Regions from separate parts of the Homo sapiens genome. Here region 1 is linked to region 2. Evidence: chromatin loops called from intact Hi-C (ENCODE). Cell type or tissue: B cell. All regions are shown on one strand. Links, peaks and the distances in the headings refer to the core of each region. The heading gives the core; the rest is flanking DNA.

Region 1 (10,470 bases), core at 2,502-7,501, 170 kb before region 2:
AGGAGGCAATAGTACTTCTTACTTCTTTTTCTTAATTCTTTTTTTTTTTTGAGAGGGAGTTTTGCTCTTGTTGCCCAGGCTGGAGTGCAGTGACATAATCTCGACTCACCACAACCTCCACCTCCTGGGTTTAAGCGATTCTCCTGCCTCAGCCTCCTGAGTAGCTGGTATTACAGGCATGCGCCACCACACCCGGCTAATTTTGTATTTTTAGAAGAGATGTGGTTTCTCCATGTTGGTCGACTGGTCTGAAACTCCCGACCTCAGGTGATCCACCTGCCTTGGCCTCCCAAAGTACTGGAATTACAGGCATGAGCCACTGCCACTGCACCCAGCTTCTTAATTCATTTGTCTATTTAAAAAGCTCAGAGATATTCCTTACTTAGAAAATGGAAAATATTAAGTGTCCCTAAGGATAAAATTCTGTTTATTTTGGTGATTGTATTTAGAAATATAATTTTTACCTACCCTTTGGTTTTTACTTGATGTTTCCCAGGTCAAGAGAATATTGAATAGCGGCCGGGCACGGTGGCTCATGCGTGTAATCCCAGCACTTTGGGAGCGCAAGGCGGGTGGATCACTTGAAGTCAGGAGTTCGAGACCACTGCCCAATATGGTGAAAACCCATCTCTACTAGAAATACAAAAATTAGCTGGGTGTGGTGGCGTACGCCTATAATCCCAGCTGCTCAGGAGGCTGAGATAGGAGAATTGCTTGAACCCGGGAGGTGGAGATTGCAGTGAACCAAGATTGTGCCACTGCATTCCAGCCTGGGTGACAGAGTGAGACTCTGTCTCAAAAAAAGAGAGAATATTGAATAGGAAGAATTGGGAGATCATAGCATAATATAATAGTTAAGAGCATGGCTTTTGAAGTCAAAGTTATCTCTATCATTTACTCATTGAGTATCCTTGAACAGGGTACTGAACCATGTCCCTTAGTTCTTTTATCTTTAAGATTAATGTAATAATACCAGTGTTAGGATTGTTGTGAGGAATGGATGAGATAATGATGTGTAAAATATATATAGTCTGTTTTGGGGCATACAATGAATAGTGACTGCCAGCAACTGGAGGGCAAGTTGGATGCTTTGCAATTTATTAATTTGAAATACCTTTATGGTTACTGTAAAAGTGATATTCTTTATAAAAGAAAATTGAAACAATTCAGAAAAGCATAAAGAAGAAAGTAATATTTTAAAGGATATTCTTCTAAACCTCTCTCTGTATTTATATACCTACAGATATATGCATAAAATTTGTCCAAAAAGATAGAGCCTATCATCATTTTTTTAACTGTTTTTTTCTTGAGGCGGGGTCTTGCTGTGTTGCCTGGGCTGAAGTGCAGTGTCTGTTCACAGGGGTGATCATAGCACACTACAGCCTCAAACTCCTGGCCTCAAGTGTCCTCCTGCCTCAGCCTCCTGGGTAGCTGGGACTATAGGCATGTATCACTTGGCTTGAGCCTGTCATTTTAATGGTCTTGTTTACTCTAGTCCGAAAGTTTTGGGAAGGTCAGAATATTCTGTTCACAGTAAATAAGAATCATCTTAAACTAATGAGGATGTTTCTCTTGGTTATTTGTTTTTTTGTATTGGTTATTTCAGGTGGAGTTTTGATGAAACAGTGACTCATTTCATCTATCAAGGGCGGCCAAATGACACTAATCGGGAGTATAAATCTGTAAAAGAAAGAGGAGTACACATTGTTTCCGAGCACTGGCTTTTAGATGTAAGCAGTGCTTTTTTCCCCCCCATCTCTGTTAATTGAAAATGTATACAAACATTATTTCAGAGCACTAACTCAAGAGTTTTCACTCTCAATGGAACTAGAAGCCAGTTTAATAGTCTTGGTTAACTGTACACATTTCAGATCTTTGGCATCAAAAACTTAACATCTTTAGTCCTTAAATACTTAACAAATCTTTAATGGATACTCTTTCTAATTCTCCATTTCCTTGTACTAATTAAAAATGTGATATGAATGGAAAGTTTATAATTATTTGGGGAAAATTTAACATATCAATAGAGTTTAGATCTGTGTTTCTTTTTTTTCCTGGGTATTCTCTGGAGGGTAATTGATACCTTTGCAAAAGCACAGGAATGGTTTCAGATTTTATACTTCAGTGGATATGACATTTAAAACATGAGGACAATCTGTCATTTGTATGATGCAAATTTTTCAGTGTAAACTACTTTTCAAACCAGTTTTGTGAACTTTTTGCCATATTACAGTATAATGTATTGCTTGTCCTTATCCTACTTAACATCATCTATTCATTAAGATTTTGTCAGTCCTGTCTTAAAGCACACCATTGTATTGCAGTGTGCCCAAGAGTGTAAACATCTTCCTGAATCTCTTTATCCACATACTTATAATCCCAAAATGAGCTTGGATATCAGCGCAGTGCAAGATGGCCGGCTCTGTAATAGTCGACTACTCTCAGCTGTGTCTTCAACAAAGGATGATGAGGTAGGAGATATGGATGATACATTTACCCCCTCTTAAGCTAAAGGTATAATCATATATTGCTATGAAACCTTATACAGTGGCTTGGTTTGAGAATTTATAATTTTTCTTTTTCAATAGCCAGATCCTTTGATTTTAGAAGAAAATGATGTAGACAATATGGCCACCAATAATAAAGAGTCAGCACCATCAAATGGAAGTGGAAAGAATGACTCTAAAGGAGGTAAAATATTTTATTTTTTAATTAAAAAAATTTTTTTTGAGACAAGGTCTCAATTTTTTGTGGAGATGGGGTCTTGTCATCTTGCCCACACTGGTCTGAAACTCCTGGGCTGAAAGGATCCTCCTGCCTTGTGAGCCACTGCACCCAGCTGTAAAATATGTTTAAATTACTAAATACAAGCAAAGCATATATTAGAGGATTGATTTGTGGTCCCATGCTGATCATTAAGTGATAATTTGCAAAGTTTTATGTAGTTTAAGTGTAAAGCTTATGAAATTTATGAAACTAGGTTTTTATGGAGTTAGTGTGATACAGCCCTATTCCATTAAAGGTAGGTGAAGTTGGTGATTTTTTAAAAATCTAGTCTTTGGTCCAGTTCTTTTGAGTGATTTTCAAAAAGTTTTCTTATATGTACAATATATTTTAACATATCCACATGGTTTTAAAGATACAAAAAGACATATGAAGAGTTTCTTCCACCCTTATTCTCCAGCCCCCCAGTGTTATTAGTTCCTTATGTATCCTTCTAGAGCTGCTTTATGCATATATAGCCGTAAATATGTTTTTCCCCCATTAAAAAAAAACAAACAAACACATAGGCTGGGCATGGTGGCTCGTGTCTGTAATCCCAGCACTTTGGGAGGCTGAGGCAGGCAGATCACCCAAGGTCAGGAGTTTGAGATCAGCCTGGCCAACATAGAGAAACTCCGTCTCTACTAAAAATACAAAAAATTAGCCGGGCATGGTGGTTGCATGCCTGTAATTCCAGCTACTCGGGAGGCTGAGGCAGGAGAATCGCTTGAACTCGGGAGGCGGAGGTTGCGGTGAGCCGAGATCATGCCATTGCACTCCAGCCTGGGCAAGAAGAGCAAAACTCTTGTCTCAAAAAAAAAAAAAAAAAAAAACATAAATGGTGGACTACTATACATGCTATTTCATACGCTGATCTTTTTGTTACCTTGGGTAGTGTTTTATATCAGTAGATAACTAGGAGCTTCTTTAGTCTTTTTCTTTCTTGCTTTTCTTCCTTCCTTCCCTCCCTTTCCTTCCTGTCCCCCTTCCTCTCCTTTCCCTCTTCCCTTCCTTTCCCTTTCCTTCTTTCTTCCCTTTTCTTTCTTTTTGGGCAACTGTATTGTATTCATTATGAATGGTCCCACTTTGTTTAGGCATCCATTCTTAATAGGCATTTAGGTTATTTCTACTTTCTTGCTTTTATAAATAGTACTGCAGTGAATAACCTTATACATGGATGTCTTTTAATAGATTTAATATGTTCTGTTTTCCTTACTCATTCTAACCTACCAAAGCTTTCCCTATGACTTACCTATTTGGTTAGTCTCACTCTGTTCATTCCAAATGCATTTATTTAATACTTACTCCAGAGTTTAGGCTTTAAAGAAAACCAAAGGTAAATACAGTTGTCTTGTCCCTTGGTATCCATGTGGCAGTGGTTCCGAGGACTTACCTCAGGTACCAAAATCCACAGATGCTTAAGTTCCTTATGTATAAAATGACATAGGATTTGAATTTAACCAATGCACATCCTCCTGTATACTTTAAATCATCTCTGGATTACTTATAATACCTAATGCACTGTAAATGTTTTGTAAATAGTTATATTTTATTTTTTTTACTGGTACTTTTAATTGTGATATTTTTCATTTTTATGTCTTTAAAATATTTCTGATCCATACTTGGTTGAATCCATGCATGCAGAACCGGTGGATGTGGAGGGCTGGATGTATGTTGTGGTCTGTGTTTTCAAGAGCCTTTGGGGAGTCTGGGCACGGTGGCTCACACCTGTAATCTCAGAGCTTTGGGAGGCAAAGGCAAGAGGATTGCTTGATGCTAGGGGTTCCAGATCAGCCTGGGCAACATAGTGAGACCTTGTCTCTACAAAAAATTTAAAAAATTAGCTGGGCGTGGTAATGTACACCTGTAGTGCCAGCTACTCAGGTTGCTGAGGCTGGAGGATCACTTGAGCCCAGGAGTTAGAGGTTATAATGAGCTATGACCATACCACTGCAGTCCAGCCTGGGCCACAGAGCAAGACTCTGTCTCTAAAAAATTAAAAGAATCTTTGGGAAAAATCAGACACATACACAAATGACTATAAGACATCTCAGAGTGTAGTACATACCATGAGAGTCAGAAGCAGGCAGGGAGCTTTACAGAGGGATAATCACTACAGGTCTTGATGAAATGTCTTTGAAGGGGGCCAGGCACGGTGGCTCATGCCTGTAATCCTAGCACTTTGGGAGGCTGAGGTGGGCAGATCACCTGAGGTCAGGAGTTCAAGACCAGCCTAGCCAACGTGGCGAAACCGCGTCTCTACTAAAAAATACAAAAATTAGCCCGGCATGGTGATGGGCACCTGTAATCCCAGCTACTTGAGAGGCTGAGGCAGGGAGAATTGCTTGAACCTGGGAGGTGGAGGTTGCAGTGAGCCGAGGTCGCACCACTGTCCAGCCTGGGCGACAGTGCTAGACTATCACCAAAAAAAAAAAAAAAAAAGTATTTGAAGGGCTTCCTAGTTATTTCATATACAGTGCTTGTGGTAAGGGCTGCTTTTTATGTTCTGCAGTATTCATAGTTTTAGTACATTACTATAGCCTGTAGTTAATATTCAGTAAATGTCAAGTCAATAAGTTTGTGTTCAACCAGGTCTAAACAAAATAGTTAATGTAAGATATGGTAAAAAAGAGGAACTTACCTTGAATGGTGTATTTGTGTTTGTTTCAAGTTCTGACACAGACCTTAGAGATGAGAGAGAACTTTCAGAAGCAGTTACAGGAGATAATGTCTGCAACATCAATAGTGAAACCCCAAGGGCAGAGGACTTCCCTTTCAAGAAGTGGTTGTAACAGCGCATCTTCAACCCCTGACAGCACTCGCTCTGCTCGCAGTGGACGAAGTAGAGTCCTAGAGGCACTGAGGTGTGTACCTGTCACTGATGGCAGAAAGACTAGATGACTTGAGAGAAAGGATTTACGTACCTGCTGCTGACTCAATTCCATGAGCTTGGCCTAATTTAGCTTTTTTTTCTTTTTTTCCCCAATATGCAGTAAAAGCTGAAATTTAAATATCAAGACTAGTGAAGGGGTTATATGCCTAGGCCTTATTTAGCCCAAACAGTAAATATTATATTCCAGTATTATCTATTGCTTTTGGCTCTCTGCTGACTAGATTTTTCGTTCTAGCTTGTCCTTCCATTTCTTGCTCCCAGCAGTTCTAGATTTCTTACTCGGAGGTGGAGCAGACATGGAGATTTGTCTTACAGCAGCACCTGCTTCACAGTGAGGCATGATTGATACTTTTTATTACCTCCGTTGAGAAAGAAATGATTTTAAGATCTAATTTGCCTCATTTGAAATGGATTCAGTAGGCAGTTCTCTCTGCTCTTTAGTATTAGTATTCAATAGTATTTGTATTAAACAATAAGTACATATATATTTTTTCAGAGTCTTTTTCTAATGCAATATGTAAAATCTTAAAGTTATTTTTGTTGGGATTTTGCATGCATTTTGTATTCTCCTTGTAAAATTTATCTTCTAGAAAAGGTGATTACAGTTTCTAGTGTGATGTGACTTAAGCTCAGTTGCATAACTTCATCTTTTTCGTGATAGAAGAAAAAAATCTATAATTGTGTGATAAGAATTATGGGACTTGTATTTTCAGTTGACTAATTGAATTAAGTATAAGATAAACTAGCATTTATCTTACGCTAACTGTATTACATGAGGCAGTTCATTATCTCAGTACTGAGTAAAGTAGCTTTTTAATATGCTTCAGATCATGTTTTATCATTATAGAGAACCTAAATCCTGTACCAAATCAGAGTAAATAAATATAGTGTGAGAATAAAAGGCTATATTCTTTATTTTTGAAGCAAAGGAACTATTTGGGGGTTCCTTTGGTAAATTGTTTTATGGGTTTTGGTGTTTTGTTTTGTTTTTTGTTTTTTGTTTTTTTTTTTTTTGCTTCTCCACAGTGTAAGTTTTATGGTAAATTATTTTTACTAAGAATGAATGAATGAGTGAATATAAAGAAAATTATAGGACTTCTATTTACTGTCACGTGGAATCATTACAATCGCACCATAAAATGCACTTCCCTGTAATTCAGCATATTGCTGTTCCACCGTAGACTCTGGAAAGTGGTTACCAATAGCCAAAAGGCCCTTCTGATAAGGCAGCCTTTACAGCAAGCCTCCCATGTAATCATAGTGCTTATAATTTCAAGTAATTAAAAAATATAACTACTGTTAAGTAAAGTAACCATAGTGTTTGAAACATTACCCTGTTTCCCTAACCTGTATAATTAAGGAAAATCACATTTTTAAATGTACCAATTACTTTAGTATTTTTAAAAAATTTCTTGACACTGTTGAATTTCTCCTTTGAAGTTTTAGTTCTGTAGACATGTAGTCAAAATATGTGTTCCTAGCTAAAACAGATAACTTTTCTGGAAGAAACCTTAAACCTTTTTAAAAAAAAAAAATGTCCCTAGGTTCATTTATTTAATATTTTTAATGCATACTGTGTGCTAGATGGTGGGCATATAAAGGTGAGCCACAACTTTTATGGTCTAACTTATGGATTTAATGAGTTTGGATTTGTTATTGCTGTTTATTTAAACTGTCACTTCTATTCCTTAGGCAGTCTCGTCAGACAGTACCTGATGTCAACACAGAGCCTTCCCAAAATGAACAGATCATTTGGGATGACCCTACAGCAAGGGAGGAGAGAGCAAGGCTTGCCAGCAATTTGCAGTGGCCTAGTTGTCCCACACAATACTCTGAGCTTCAGGTTGACATTCAAAACTTGGAGGATTCTCCTTTTCAAAAGCCTTTACATGATTCAGAAATTGCTAAACAGGGTAACAAGAAAGAAATCTTTGCATTTGTTTGTATTAAGTACATGTTGACCTCTTAAAAATAAACAGATGAGCATGTTGTAGTTCTCTGATCTGAATGTGCAAACAAAAAAAACTTCGTAGATATTTCTGGTTTTGGTTTAAACTTGAGCCAGAAAAATAATTTGTAAATTGAGGTACTTCATCAGTAAATTGAAAAACATTTTCATAAATTTGGAAATTTAGAATTGGGCGTTTTTTTCTAGACATGGTGTCTACCATTGTTCTTTTATTCTAGCTAACCCTTTTTGTGTTTGTGGAGTTAATGCTTGGTTTTTCTTCCTATCATCTTATTTTCATTTAAGTCTTTTGAATTCTGCCTAGCACATACCTACATTTGTTCTTTGGATTGTATGAGTTTCTTTCTGAATTCTCCTATTTTTTTTCTTCCTTGAGCTTTACCTTAAAAACAAAATTTTCCTATCTCTCATCTTTTTTCTTCCTTTTCTTCTTTTTCACATTGCATGATGACCTCCCATTAGATATATAGATTTATCTCTGCTTCTGCTTTTCTCCAAGTGTAGAATTGCTCTCATGTTACAAATTTGGGTTACACTTAACAATGAAAACTTGGTATTTAAGGAAAATGTTGGGAGAAGCCCACAGATAACACACTTGCTCTGTTTAATGCTAATAAATTGCATTTTTTCTTTATTGTTATTATTGTCACATGCAGATGGGATGCATTTATTTATAAGTTCTGGGGATAGGATACTTTTTTGCCTGTACTTTTTACATTCCAGAGTTTGTGCTTGACTTCATCTTGACTAAGACAGATGAGAATATTTCCTAGAATTTGTTTTTAGTCTTATTTGGATCCTGTCACACTGCAGCATTTTATTGTCCTCAGCTGTCTGTGATCCTGGAAACATACGTGTGACTGAAGCTCCCAAACACCCAATCTCTGAAGAACTGGAAACTCCCATAAAAGACAGCCACCTGATCCCTACGCCTCAAGCCCCCAGTATTGCCTTTCCACTCGCCAACCCCCCTGTGGCTCCGCACCCTAGAGAAAAGGTTTGTTGATCCTTAATATGGTGATACAGCTTTTGCATACTGCTGTTAGGCTGTATTAGAAATTTGTTGATGTCAATATCAAGGCTTCATCAAATGTTGAAAACTATTTTTTGCATTGTATCATTATTTGTATATTTCATAACTTAGAAGACTGAGTAAAATACCACTATAAAAGAACTGTGTATCTGATCATTTTTAATGTTAATTTTTTCTAAAGTAAAACTTTCATTCCAGATTATAACGATAGAGGAGACTCATGAAGAATTAAAAAAACAGTACATATTTCAGTTATCATCTCTGAATCCTCAAGAACGTATTGACTATTGTCATCTGATTGAGAAACTAGGTACCAGTATTTTACTTAAATCCAAAATGTCCCATATAATAACCATATTTGGAAGTCAAATGTAGTCAATATTAATATCATTTGTAAAGTCTAGAAGTAGAGGAAAAGAACATGGGTAACTTGTCTAAGGCTATACATTGAGTCAGCATTGGAACTTTGATTTTAAAAAGCTCTAAAGTCAGTAGATCATGGGATTTAAAATTCAAATGGAATCTAGCAGTTGAGGTTTAAGAATCTTCTGTGCTGTTTGACTATTCATTCACTAATGAAGCTTTAAAGACTTACTATATAAATAAAACCACATTTTAATGAACTTGAAAGGTTAATAATATCTAGAGAGGAGCTCCCTCTTGTTTTTTTGTTTGTTTGTTTCCAGTTAGAAACAGTGTGGAGGCCAGGCACGGTGGCTCGTGCCTGTAATCTCAGCACTTTGGGAGGCTGAGGTGGGCGGATCACCTGGGGTCAGGAGTTTAAGACTAGGCTGGCCAACATGGTGAAACCCTGTCTCTACTAAAAATACAAAAAAATTTGCGAGACGTAGAGGCACATGCCTGTGATCCTAGTTACTCAGGAGGCTGAGGCAAGAGAATCGCTTGAACCTGGGAGGCGGAGGTTGCAATGAGCCAAGATAGCGCCACTGTACTCCAGGCTGGGTGACAAAGCAAGACTCTGTCTCAAAAAAAAAAAAAAAGGGAAAAGAAAGAATTCAGTGTGGAAGAGAGCTCCTTCTTATGTAACATTATTCTTATTCCACTGGTTGTCAGGCTCTCCACCTGACATCATTCTAGAAGCAGCATAGTAAAAGAGCAATCTGGTATACTAGAGCAGCACTGTCCAATAGAAACAGAATGTGAACCACATAGGTCATTTTAAATTCTCTAGTAGCTGCATTTTAAAAACTAAAAAGAGGCTGGGTGCATTGGCTCACACCTGTAATCCCAGACTTTGGGGGGCTGAGGTAGGAGGATTGCTTGAGCCTAGGAATTCAAGACCAGCCTGGCAACATAGTGAGACCCCATCTCAAAAATAAAAAGTAAAATGAAACAAGTGAAATGAACTTTAAACATATATTTATCATTCAATATGTGATCAGATAAAATATCAGTGAGTTTTTTTTTATATAAAGTAAAAATCTAGTGTTTATTTAACTTACAGCACATCTCAATTTGGACTAACTGTGCTTCAGGTGTTTGATAGCCACAGATGTCTAGTGGCTACTCTGTTGAACAAAGCTCTATAGAGTTAGGAAAACTATAGTAAGAGAAGTTAATCTGGCAGCTCAGCATGGAAAGAGAAAACATTAAGAAATATTGGTGGGGTTTTTTTGTTTTTGTTTTGAGACAGAGTCTTGCTCTGTCTCCCAGGCTTGAGTGCCATGGCACAATCTCAGCTCACTGCAACCTCTGCCTCCTGGGCTCAAGCAATTCTTCTGCCTCAGCTTCCCAAGTAACTGGGATTACAGGTGTGCGCCACCACGCCTGGCTAATTTTGTATTTTTGTAT
Region 2 (10,470 bases), core at 2,804-7,803:
CTAGGAGGTCTAGAGTGTGGTGTGGCATGTTGTCTGAGGTTCCTGAAGCATCCCTGAGTACCCTGCATTAGGTAACCACAACAAATAGACAAGGAAGAACTAGACTTTAAGACCCTCCAGAAATTCTCTGGACCAATCTGATCCTGTCATCACTGAATCATACAACTTCAGAAGCTTCAAAAACTGGACCATGAGGTTCCTGACATTCGTAACACCATAGCTGGAAAGAATATGAATACTGCACTGACCTTAGCCAGAACCTCTTAATAAATTTTTTTATGTCTCTATTTTATTAAGCTTTTAATGACTGAAAAAATAAACAGAATTGGCAGATAAGTTCTAGCAGATGCTGATGGTACCACCTTTATCCCTTAGGCTTTCGCAGTTTAGTGCTCTCCTGTTCCCCCTGCCAGATTCTGCATCTTTTTGCCTGAGAGTTTCTCTGAAGCCTTTGGAAGGCCACTCTGATAGCAGATGGCAGAAAACTGTTGGGAGATGGTATTAACATCTCAGCTCCCTTGCCTTTCCCCTCTCCTGTAGTCTATACCGTTTCTCACAATTCTTCTTGGTTTACACGTCAGTCTCCCACAGTGGTAACTGGTTTGATTAGGCATTCTTTGTTGGTTCCCTTCTTTGCTTCTCCTCTACTGGTATTTTGTTGGTTTTTAACTCCCCAACTTCCAGGTAAACTACCTTAACTCCAATATTTGTTTCAGGATCTGCTTCTGAAGGAACCTAAACTAAGATATAAATTAATCATGTTAATTAATTTTCAGCCTCTGTGGTCCGAAAGGTAATTAAATGCATGCTTGCATTTTCTTTACAAAAGCTTTTGAAAGCTGTGTGTGCTAAGCCATTTCACATTTATGCTATGCCGCCAAGAAACCGACAAGAGATGCTCAGGATGGGCAAATGTCAGCCCCTGAGGGCACAACTGCAACTGACAAAACTATTTATTGGAGGAATTCTGGCTGTCAGTTCAGATCTCTGTTGATGATCAGAGGAATTCACTCATTCTGCAAATATTTTCTGAGCTCTGCCTTTCTGCAAGAGGCCCAGGCAGCATTGGCCAAGCTAAAACAAATACTGTCTGTTTTCTCTGAGATGTAGCTTTCAGATTACTCTATTAAAAAAACACTAATGAATCTGTTCAGAATTAATGTTTGAGTTACTGTTGGGCTAGTGATGATTCTCCAAGGGGTGAGGAGGAGATAATAATGACCTTTTTTTTTTCTTTTTCATACTATGAAGGATTTATTTCTGATAATTATAATAGTCTGTCCTTTCCCAAAGAAACAGTTACCACAGTGTGGTGCACACCGCAGGAGGGCTGGGACAGAAGCAAAGTTTGCAAACTGCTGGGCCTCTGAGGTTTAGCTTTAGAAGCAGAGCCAGGGGAGAAACGATGCAGCCCAATGCAGAGAAAAGGTCTCTGGACCAAGAACAGGAGAGTTGAACTATGGAGCTCTCAACCAGCTGTGTGATCGTGGGAAGTCACCTGCACTCTCTGGGTCTCAGTTTCCTCACACCTAAAATTAGGGAATGGGATCAGATGGTCTCTAGGACCATTAATTATCTGTTATCTGTCATGAGTCTGTTAAAAAAGGCAATGGACCAAACTCAAATCTATGGCTTCACTTTACCTCTGTGTTGCTCCACTTCTCATCAGGTTGGGTGGGGCGAGGGGAAGTCATTTTTTGAATAACTAGGCTCTATTTGCCATAAAAAAGTGTTTGTAGTGACCTGGCTCAATGATTGGTGGTTAGAAAGAAAGGAAGCTATTGAAACGGGGTAGGGGTTGGAGAAATGGGTGAGTGAAAGGATGTTTTCTAGGCTGGAGAACATTTTGGGAATCCAGAATTGATGAAGACCCTGCTGGGAAGGTTCTTGTTGATACTTGGGGGATAGAGGGAGTATGGTGGGAGAAAGGACAGAAAAGCCTCTCCTATTTTTCTTTTCATAGCTTTTTATAATTCTTATGGTTCTCAAATCTGGCTGCATATTAGAATCATCCAGAGAGCTTTAAAAATCACAAAGTCCCTCTCCTCTGTCTGATTTGGTTGGTCTGGGATGGCGATTTTTGAAAATGCTCTGAAATAATTCTGCTGCGTAGCCAGGATCAAGAACCACTAAATAGTAATCAAGAGCTCAGAAACAGCCTTTTGCCTTAACTCAGACATCTACCTTATTTTCTCTACTTTTCCACATTTTCCTTCCTTGTCACTTTTCATCCTCTGTCTCAAGATTACAAAGTCAGAAATGGGTGGGAGATGGAGAAGGGAAGAACAAACCCTATGCATCCTATTTTCTGGTTAATTCCTGTATTATTTATGAGGTTTAATAAAAGTTGTTTTTCTTCCATGAATATAATGTATACTATTTAACAAAAACTTGAGAAATACTCAAAAACAAAAAAGAAAAAACATCTCAAAGTGTCAGACTGATCCATCACTCAAAGGCAACGACTGCTAATCCCATTTTAGTCTTTTCTTTCTAAAATTTTTTCTCAATGCCTAGTTTCTTTGTTTGAATGCTTTACCCTACTGTATATACCAGGAAGTGGCAAACTGCAGTCCACAGGCCAAATCCATCTCACCGCTTATTTTTGTAAATAAAGTTTTATTGGAACACAGCTATGCTCATTAGCTACCTATTGGCTACAGCTGCTTTTACACTGCAGTGGCAGCGCTGAGGAGTTACAACAGAGGCCATCTGGCCCAAGAAGCCTGAAATATTTACTGTTTGGTCCTTTACAGAGAATATTTTTTGGCTTCTGGCATATACCATTCTGTACTCTCATTTTCTCCTCATTTTACCTCATATTATGAACACATTCCTATTTTATAAATGCTTCATAAACATTAATTCTAATAACTGCCTGATATTTTACTGCACATAGGTAGGTTGTGGCTTAGATTTTCTTCTACTAGTAAATGTGTATGTTTTTTTCACTCTTATAATGCTTCAGTGAGTATATTTGGACACAGATGATTTATTTTTTCAAATATTCTTTTTTTTTTTTTTTTTTTGAGACAGAGTCTTGCTCTGTTGCCCAGGCTGGAGTGCAGTGGCCCAATCTTGGCTCACTACAAGCTCCGCCTCCCAGGTTCACACCATTCTCCTGCCTCAGCCTCCCGAGTAGCGGGGACTACAGGCACCTGCCAATGCGTCCGGCTAATTTTTTGTATTTTTAGTAGAGACAGTGTTTCACCCTGTTAGCCAGGATGGTATCGATCTCCTGACCTCATGATCCGCCCGCCTTGGCCTCCCAAAGTGCTGGGATTACAGGCGTGAGCTACCACGCCCGGCCTCAATTATTCTTTCAGGATTGTATTCAGATTATTCAGTTGGTAGCTAGGGGCATTTTAACACTCTTGGTGCATATTACTAAATTTCTTATTCAAAGGCAGTGCACTAGTTTATGCTCTTCAGTAATACAGTAGAGAACCTACTTCTCCACATACTTGCCAGCATTTTTACCATTTTAAACATTTTCTACTTTTAGATAGGTAAACAAAAAGCTATTATTTTAATTTTCATTTCTTCTGTTTCTAATGAGGTTGAACTTGTTACTAAACCGTTGTTATTTCTTCGTCTGCACATTGACTAGTTTGCAGCTCAGCGTGGCCTCCTTCTGCATAGGGCAGAGTGGAGGATGCTGGTCCTGCCTCTCACCTTAGCTTGGAGCAGGGCTCCTGCCTCCACCCGGTTCTTTTCAACATCTCTCTCCCACTGAATTCTGATCGTCTCAAGGATGTCGTCCAGACCAGTGCCAATGGGAGCATCCATTTGTTCCAGCTCACACCCTGCCAACTGTTTGTGCAGCAGCTTCACATCCTGAAAACAACAATATACATCTTAGATGAGTTACGGGGGGAAATAAATGGCATAGAATTCTAGCCAGCAGAAAACCAGCTCTGTGGGCAATTCTTTTCTCATTCCACAACTGCCAGACACAGGCTTCACAGAGACTGGGAAAGTCCCTGACCTTCTTCCCAGCGTAAGTGTAATTTCTCTTTTCCCAAGGATGCATTTCTCCCTCTCTCCCTCCCTTCCTTCCTTCCTTCCTTTCCTTCTCTCTCTTTCTTTCTTCCTCCCTCCTTCCCTCCCCCTCCCTCCCTCCTTCCTTCCTTCCTTCCTTCCTTCCTTCCTTCCTTTCCTTCTTTCCTTCTTTCTCTTTCTCTCTCTCTTTCTCTCTTTCTTTCCGTCTGTCTTCCTCTCTCTCTCTCCTTCCTTCCTTCCTTCTTTTTTTTGACAGGGTCTCACTCTGTCACCCAGGCTGGAGTGCAGTGACATGATCTCAGCTCATTGCAGCCTCCATCTCTTGGGCTCAAACAGTCCTCCCACCTCAGTCTCCTGAGTAGCTGAGACTACAGGCACAGGCACGGCACACACCACCATGCCCAGCTAATTTTTGTATTTTTAGTGGAGACAGGGTTTCACCATGTTGCCCAGGCTGGTCTTGAACTCCTGGGCTCAAGTGATCCCCTGCCTTGGCCTCTCAAAGTGCTGGGATTACAGGCTTGAACCACCATGCCTAGCACCAAGGATGCATTTCTTAGGTTGGTCTCCACAAGCCCAGGCCCAAAGCAGAAATCAAAATAAAACAAACAAACAAACAAACAAACAAACAAACAAAAAACCACATGTATACATATGTAACTAACCTGCACATTGTGCACATGTACCCTAAAACTTAAAGTAAAATAAAACAAAAACAAAAACAAAAACAAAGTAAGCAACAACAGCACAGGGCATTTATGCATAAAGCCAGACAAGGATGAAAGAGACTTAAAAGATAACTTTGGCATCTCTAAATGGTTACTGTTGGAGAGTAGTCTTAAATCACTGAGCTAAGAACAAGAAGAAATGGGCTTACAGTTGCTGGTTAGCTTAAGTTGGTCTCAAGAAAGAACTTCCCAATGTGAGCATCGTTAAGTGGGTTTTGACTCTTTCAACTTGAAGCAGCCTAAATCTTGGATCAGACAGTAATATGTGTGAGGTGGTTTAGAATTGCTGAAGTCTCGCAGGGAACTAGACCCCATAACTGTTGGAGGTCCTCTTCAGTTCTGTCACTCAATAATCTGACCCAGTTTTGTTAATGAGTAGATGTCAACCACAGCTTGGATCTACCCTCAGAGTTGTTTTGTTTGTATAATACAGTGTTGAAAAAAAAACCTGACATAGAATGCATTGAGGAGGGGTTGCTCCCTCTAATTTAACACAAGTTCCCTCATTTGCTAGTGCCAAGACTGGCTGCCTTCCCCTGTTTCTGTACCACACTGGTTCCTGAAGCTATTTGAGTTTGAGACTGCTGGGGTAACCTGACCCACTTCAAGGATCTGAAAGTATTTTACAGGTATGTTCCCTGCAGTCCTGGGCACGCAATGTGGAGAGTCAGAAATGAGCTACTGTGGCCTTGTTATGAAGCACAGGCAGACAGATGTGAACTTCTGGTCTTGTGGCCAACCCAGCAACCCCAGCCCCCTCCTACCTCTTCATAGTTTCTTGATAGAGAGCCAAGTTCTTCTTTCAGACTTTCTATTTGACTCTCCAGGTCCATTTTAGTCAAATTAGCCTCATCAATGACTTTATACAGAGAGTTAATTTCCTCTTCTGCCGCCTTTCGAAATGGCTGCTCATTTTCATATCTGCAGATAAAGGAACTTAATTAGCATAACTGAGTAGCCCAAAAGAAAAAGAATCAGATTATAAATGTTACCAACAGGCCAATTATGTGATAGTTAGACAATGAATGGTAAAAGTCACTGTTTCAATAGATTTGAGGGCACTGTTAGTGCAGTTGTCACACATTGATTTATTAAAATGAAGGCAATTGCAGCCAACTTCTGATAACCTGGCTTCCCGGGCTACCAGCCTCATGGGAGTGTTGCAACACAGAACTCCAGGGAAAACTCAGGAGTTCAGATCCAGGTTAGGGGATCCGGCATCTTCATCGCTATCCTGATTGTCCTCCTTTTCAACCAAGGATCCTTTAACAAACATTACTGACAACCTGCTAAGCACCAGGGTGGGGACCCCAAAATAAGAAATGTGGTTTCTGTCTCCAAAGCACCCATGTTAAAAGTGTCCATCTCCAGGAGAGTGGCTGCAAACCCAGATGCCTTCAGGGACTGAGTGGGAGGTGTAGCTGAGCACGGTTCTCAAGCCTGGATGCACATTAAGTCACCTGGTGAGCTCTAAAACTGCTGAAGCCTGGACCCAACCCCTGGGGACTCTGATTTAATTAGTCTATGGCTTGTGCACTGCACTGACATTTTTAAGTGCCCAGGTAATTCTGATATGCCCAGGTTGGAGAATCATTACTGTAAGCTAGTAGTTCTCAAAGTATTTGAGTCCCAGGACCAGCAGGATCAGCATCCCTGGGAACTTGTTAGGAATATAAATTTGGGGCCCTTCTCCAGACCCATTGAGTCAGAAATTCAACAGGGTGGGGCGCAGCAATCTCTGTTTTCTATATGGCCCCTGGGTGATTCTGAGCATTCCAGAGTTTGAGAACCCTGCTCTAAACCAACTGACAGTGGGCAAAATCTTTGAGCCCTTGGGGCCTACTTTATGTTTACAAGGAGGGGTGTGAGCTGGATAATCATGGCTCTGTTATCCTGCCAGCTTCCCCTGAGGTAGAAGGTGGATGATGCAGGCTCCAGAACAGCATTATCCACACTTGCCTAGGAGTCTAGGGATGTGGAGGGACTGTCGCCTCTGCTGTAAGACATTACCTCTCTTTAAAGTCATCTGCTCCGGCCTGGATAGTTTCTGTCTGCAGCATGAGCCGGGCATTTTCCAAGACTGCCTCACCCACCTAGAGCGATCACACACACCAAAGGAGACAAGGTCACTGGGAGCGTCAAGATCACTTACCACCATGACTTGTGTTAGGCACAGAGGCTCTGGGGGACCTCAGAGAACCTTTCTTACAGCAAATATTTGTGGAATTAAGATGTCCCTCTCTTTGGACAATGGTCAGGGTGGGGGGATATAAATAATAAGGCATAAAATCTGGATATCTTCTAAGAGTTTTTAGAGTGGGATTTTTGGCACAAAAAGACTATTCAAAGGCAGACTTGTTCATAGCCTCTGTCACAGTGACAAGCTTTCATCTCTCCAGGGCAGAGTCCGGCTCCTTAGATGAAGTTTCACTGGCTTTGCCTAGCAGCTCTTAAAATTTCTGGTCATGGATGCCTTTGGAAGGCTGGTGAAAGCTCTAGATGAGTGCTGAGAGAGCTTCCTGTGACGGTGGAAATGCTCTGTCTGCACTGTCCAGCATGGTGGCCACCCGTGGCTACCGTATTGGGCAGCGTGGCTCTAGAGTTTCGTCTCCCCCAAAACATACACGTGAACATAAACATTGTGGATATAGTTTAGGGGTTTCATGGAGCCTTGAGGAGTGGTTTTTCAAACTTGAATCCCCAAGCCTCTCAGGATCTCCCACAGGTAGGGAATGAGGGGTGTCCTCCCTTCAACCCAAGAAACTCCTTTATATATATATATATATATATATATATATATATATATATATATATATATATATATATATATATATATATAAATGGTGAGCTGAAGGCTCTGATAGGGGGAGCCTGCAGGGTGGAGCCAAATCCCAGCTATGGGAGAAGAAAATAACTGCTTTCCCCTTGCTCCAGTGTGGCTGTCTTATTTTGTTTCATTTCATTGAATTACTTTTTTTGTTTTTTCTTTGAGACAGAGTCTTGCTTTGTTGCCCAGGCTGGAGTGCAGTGGCACAATATCTGCTCACTGCAACCTCTGCCTCCCAGATTCAAGATATTCTCGTGCCTCAGCCTCCTGAGTAGCTGGGATTACAGGCATGTGCCACTGCGCCCAGCTAATTTTTGTATTTTTAATAGAGATGGGGTTTCACCATGTTGGCCAGGCTGGTCTCGAACTCCTGACCTCAAATTATCCACCCATCTTGGCCTCCCAGAGTCCTGGGGTTACAGGTGTAAGCCACCAAACCCTGCCATTTTCATTGAATTCCCCACTAGCAAAGCTAATCATTTCTGTTCCAGCTTGGCCTGGGGCACACTGGGGAGCAGGCAGACTAGGGTGTCTCCCTTTCCCAGTTCTTAATCACTCCTGTCTCTCACCTCTGGTGCCTGGAGTTCTCCTTCTGGTTGATAAAGAACTTGCAACTCATTCACATTTAAGTATCAAAGGACTAATATTGGCTTAAAATAGTGATTTATATCCTTCTTTTAAGGTAACAATTCCTACCCTCCAAAATTAAAGCTTATAGAAAACCTATGTACAGTTGTCCTTTGGTATCTATGGGGTCTTGGTTCCAGTCCCCCACGGATGCTCAAGTCTCTTATATAAAATGATGTAGTATTTGCATATAACCTACACACACATCCTTCCATATACTTTAAATCATCTCAAGATTACTTATGATACCCAATACAATGGAAATGCTATGTACATAGTTGTTATTTATTGTGTTATTTAGAAAATAATGACAAGAAAAAAGCCCACATGTTCAGTATAAACGCAATCATCTATTTTTTAAAAAATATTTTGATCTACAGTTGGTTGAATCCATGGATGTGGAACCCATGGATGTGAAGGACTGACTGTACTTTGCACTAGTGGTTCTCAAAGTGTGGGCCCTGGACCAGTGGCAGCAGCATCACCTGGGAACTTGTGAGAAATGCACTTTTCAGCTCCTGTTTCAGATGGACCTATCAGAATCTCTGCAGGTGGGTCCCAACAATTTGTGTCTCAGCAAGCTTTCCAGGGGCTTATGATGCATACTCAACCTTGAGAACCCCGGTTTCACATGGCCCTGCCCCCAGGCCTGCTCTAGCTGCCTCCCTGCTGCACCTGGAATCCCTCTGTGCCTTTGCACCTGCTGCCTCCATTGAGAGCAACTTGTTTCACTACCTCCCCACTCCCAGCCCTCAGTCTGAGAAAGCCTGCTCCAGTATAATGCTCATTTCAAACACGGCTTCCCCATGAAACTTTTCTATTTATTCACTCATTCATTCTTGCCTTAATTTCTTCAGCACATAATTACTGTTTATGCCAGGCTCTGTCCTGTTTGTTGAGAAACCAGCCGCTACTGTAGGAGATGAGGTTAAAAAGGTAGACAAGACCAGACCATAGAGGGAAGGCCTTGGGCACAATGGAAAGGAGTTGAGATTTACTGGGAAGCCTTTGAAAGGGCTTGAGCAGGTTACAGAGGTGATCTGTGCACTAAGTGGACCCTCTGACTACTGTGGGAAGAGAGGATTGGAGGAGGCAGGAGAAGATGCCAAAGAACCAGTCGGGAGGCTCTTGCGGTGGTCCAGGGAGCCCATTTTATTAATGATGGTGGCCTGGACGAACGATGTGATCATAGGGTAGGTGGAAAAATGTGGACTAGTTTAAGATGCATTTGGGGGATAGAACAGTCGGTTCTTTGTGGTGCAGTAGTTATGGGGAGAGTGAGGGAAAACAATTAGGGGTGACCGCTCCGTTTCATCCTGAGCTGTAGAGAGCATGGTGGGGCCTTTGCTGATTCTCTTCCTCCCTCATTGGCTGGTTCCTGCATCTGAGTCACAGCCCACCCCTGTGGCACATTATCCCTCTCTTACCACATTTAGTATAAATACTTTGTAGACAACGACAGTGTTTTCTTATTCTGGAAACTGGCTCCTCCATTCACAAGCATGGGTCAGTTGCTTAGAGTAAGTAATTCTAAGATTTGGTTTCCTCCCCCATAAAATGAAGATAATAATACTCCCTTCCTCCTGGGAGAATTAAATGAGCCAAGGTGTGTGAGACTCAGCGTATGTGTGACTCAGCAGATTGCCTGGCACAGAGTAAATATTGCATGAACGGTAGCCATTATCATCATTGTTATTTGTCTTTGTACAAAGCAGTTGTTCAATGAATGTCGAATGAATTTGATGGGTTTGTGCAGTCTGGCACTGATCCTGCTTTACTTTTCTGAAGTGCACAGGCAGTTGAATGAAGACTTCCATCTAGTGGCTTGATATATATATATGTATATATATACATATATATTTTTTTCCTTTGTTTTTCCTGTCCATAGTCATCTGAAAAGTCCTAGTCATTTGTACCATGATGGTGAGGACTTTATCTCTTTCTATAATACTACTCCTGTTTTCACTGCGGATGTAGTTATTAAAATAAATGAGCTGGTGGTGGTGGATGAGAGATTTGACCATCATTGTGTTAAAGGAAAGGCAAATACAAGCAGCGTTTTAAAAAAGGTTATCATTTGGGCCCAAGGGTACAATGAATGGTTTGTTTGGAGTAAAGATATTGGCATTCTGGCAGCTAGAGCTGCAGGTGTGGGGAGGAGGTGGGTAAGACTGAGCTCCTGGGAAATTAAACTCAGCTGGTGCAGTGGCAAGATGCAAGATTCCCTTGGAAACCCTTCCCACATTTATTTGACTTTCAAGTTTAGGATGGATGTTCAGCATAACT

Evidence for each region. Peaks named below come from ENCODE experiments on the same cell type or tissue, not always from the same donor. Only the 100,000 strongest peaks of a DNase experiment are listed, where the experiment ranks them.
Region 1: it touches region 2 in a loop (2.5-fold over the local background); 1 of 110 quality-filtered maps calls a loop at or near these places.

The regions. Positions count from the first base shown.
Region 1 is chr3:133,615,312-133,625,781 of GRCh38, reverse strand. It overlaps TOPBP1 (DNA topoisomerase II binding protein 1), which reads left to right. Exons shown (of 28, transcript NM_007027.4): 17 at 1,607-1,730; 18 at 2,325-2,471; 19 at 2,589-2,691; 20 at 5,435-5,627; 21 at 7,349-7,569; 22 at 8,456-8,622; 23 at 8,857-8,968. Among named protein-coding and RNA genes, the nearest start is that of TOPBP1, 41 kb to the left of the region's middle. RefSeq lists an enhancer at 5,109-5,198. In B cell, for the core only: no CTCF peak of the experiment used is centred there; a DNase peak (open chromatin) is centred at 5,511; H3K27ac peaks cover 1,523 bases.
Region 2 is chr3:133,443,670-133,454,139 of GRCh38, reverse strand. It overlaps BFSP2 (beaded filament structural protein 2), which reads right to left. Exons shown (of 7, transcript NM_003571.4): 2 at 6,741-6,823; 3 at 5,495-5,651; 4 at 3,676-3,837. All of the region lies in intron 2 of BFSP2-AS1 (BFSP2 antisense RNA 1), which reads left to right. Among named protein-coding and RNA genes, the nearest start is that of BFSP2-AS1, 42 kb to the left of the region's middle. In B cell, for the core only: no CTCF peak of the experiment used is centred there; DNase peaks (open chromatin) are centred at 5,519 and 6,199; H3K4me3 peaks cover 870 bases; H3K27ac peaks cover 1,073 bases; H3K27me3 peaks cover 367 bases.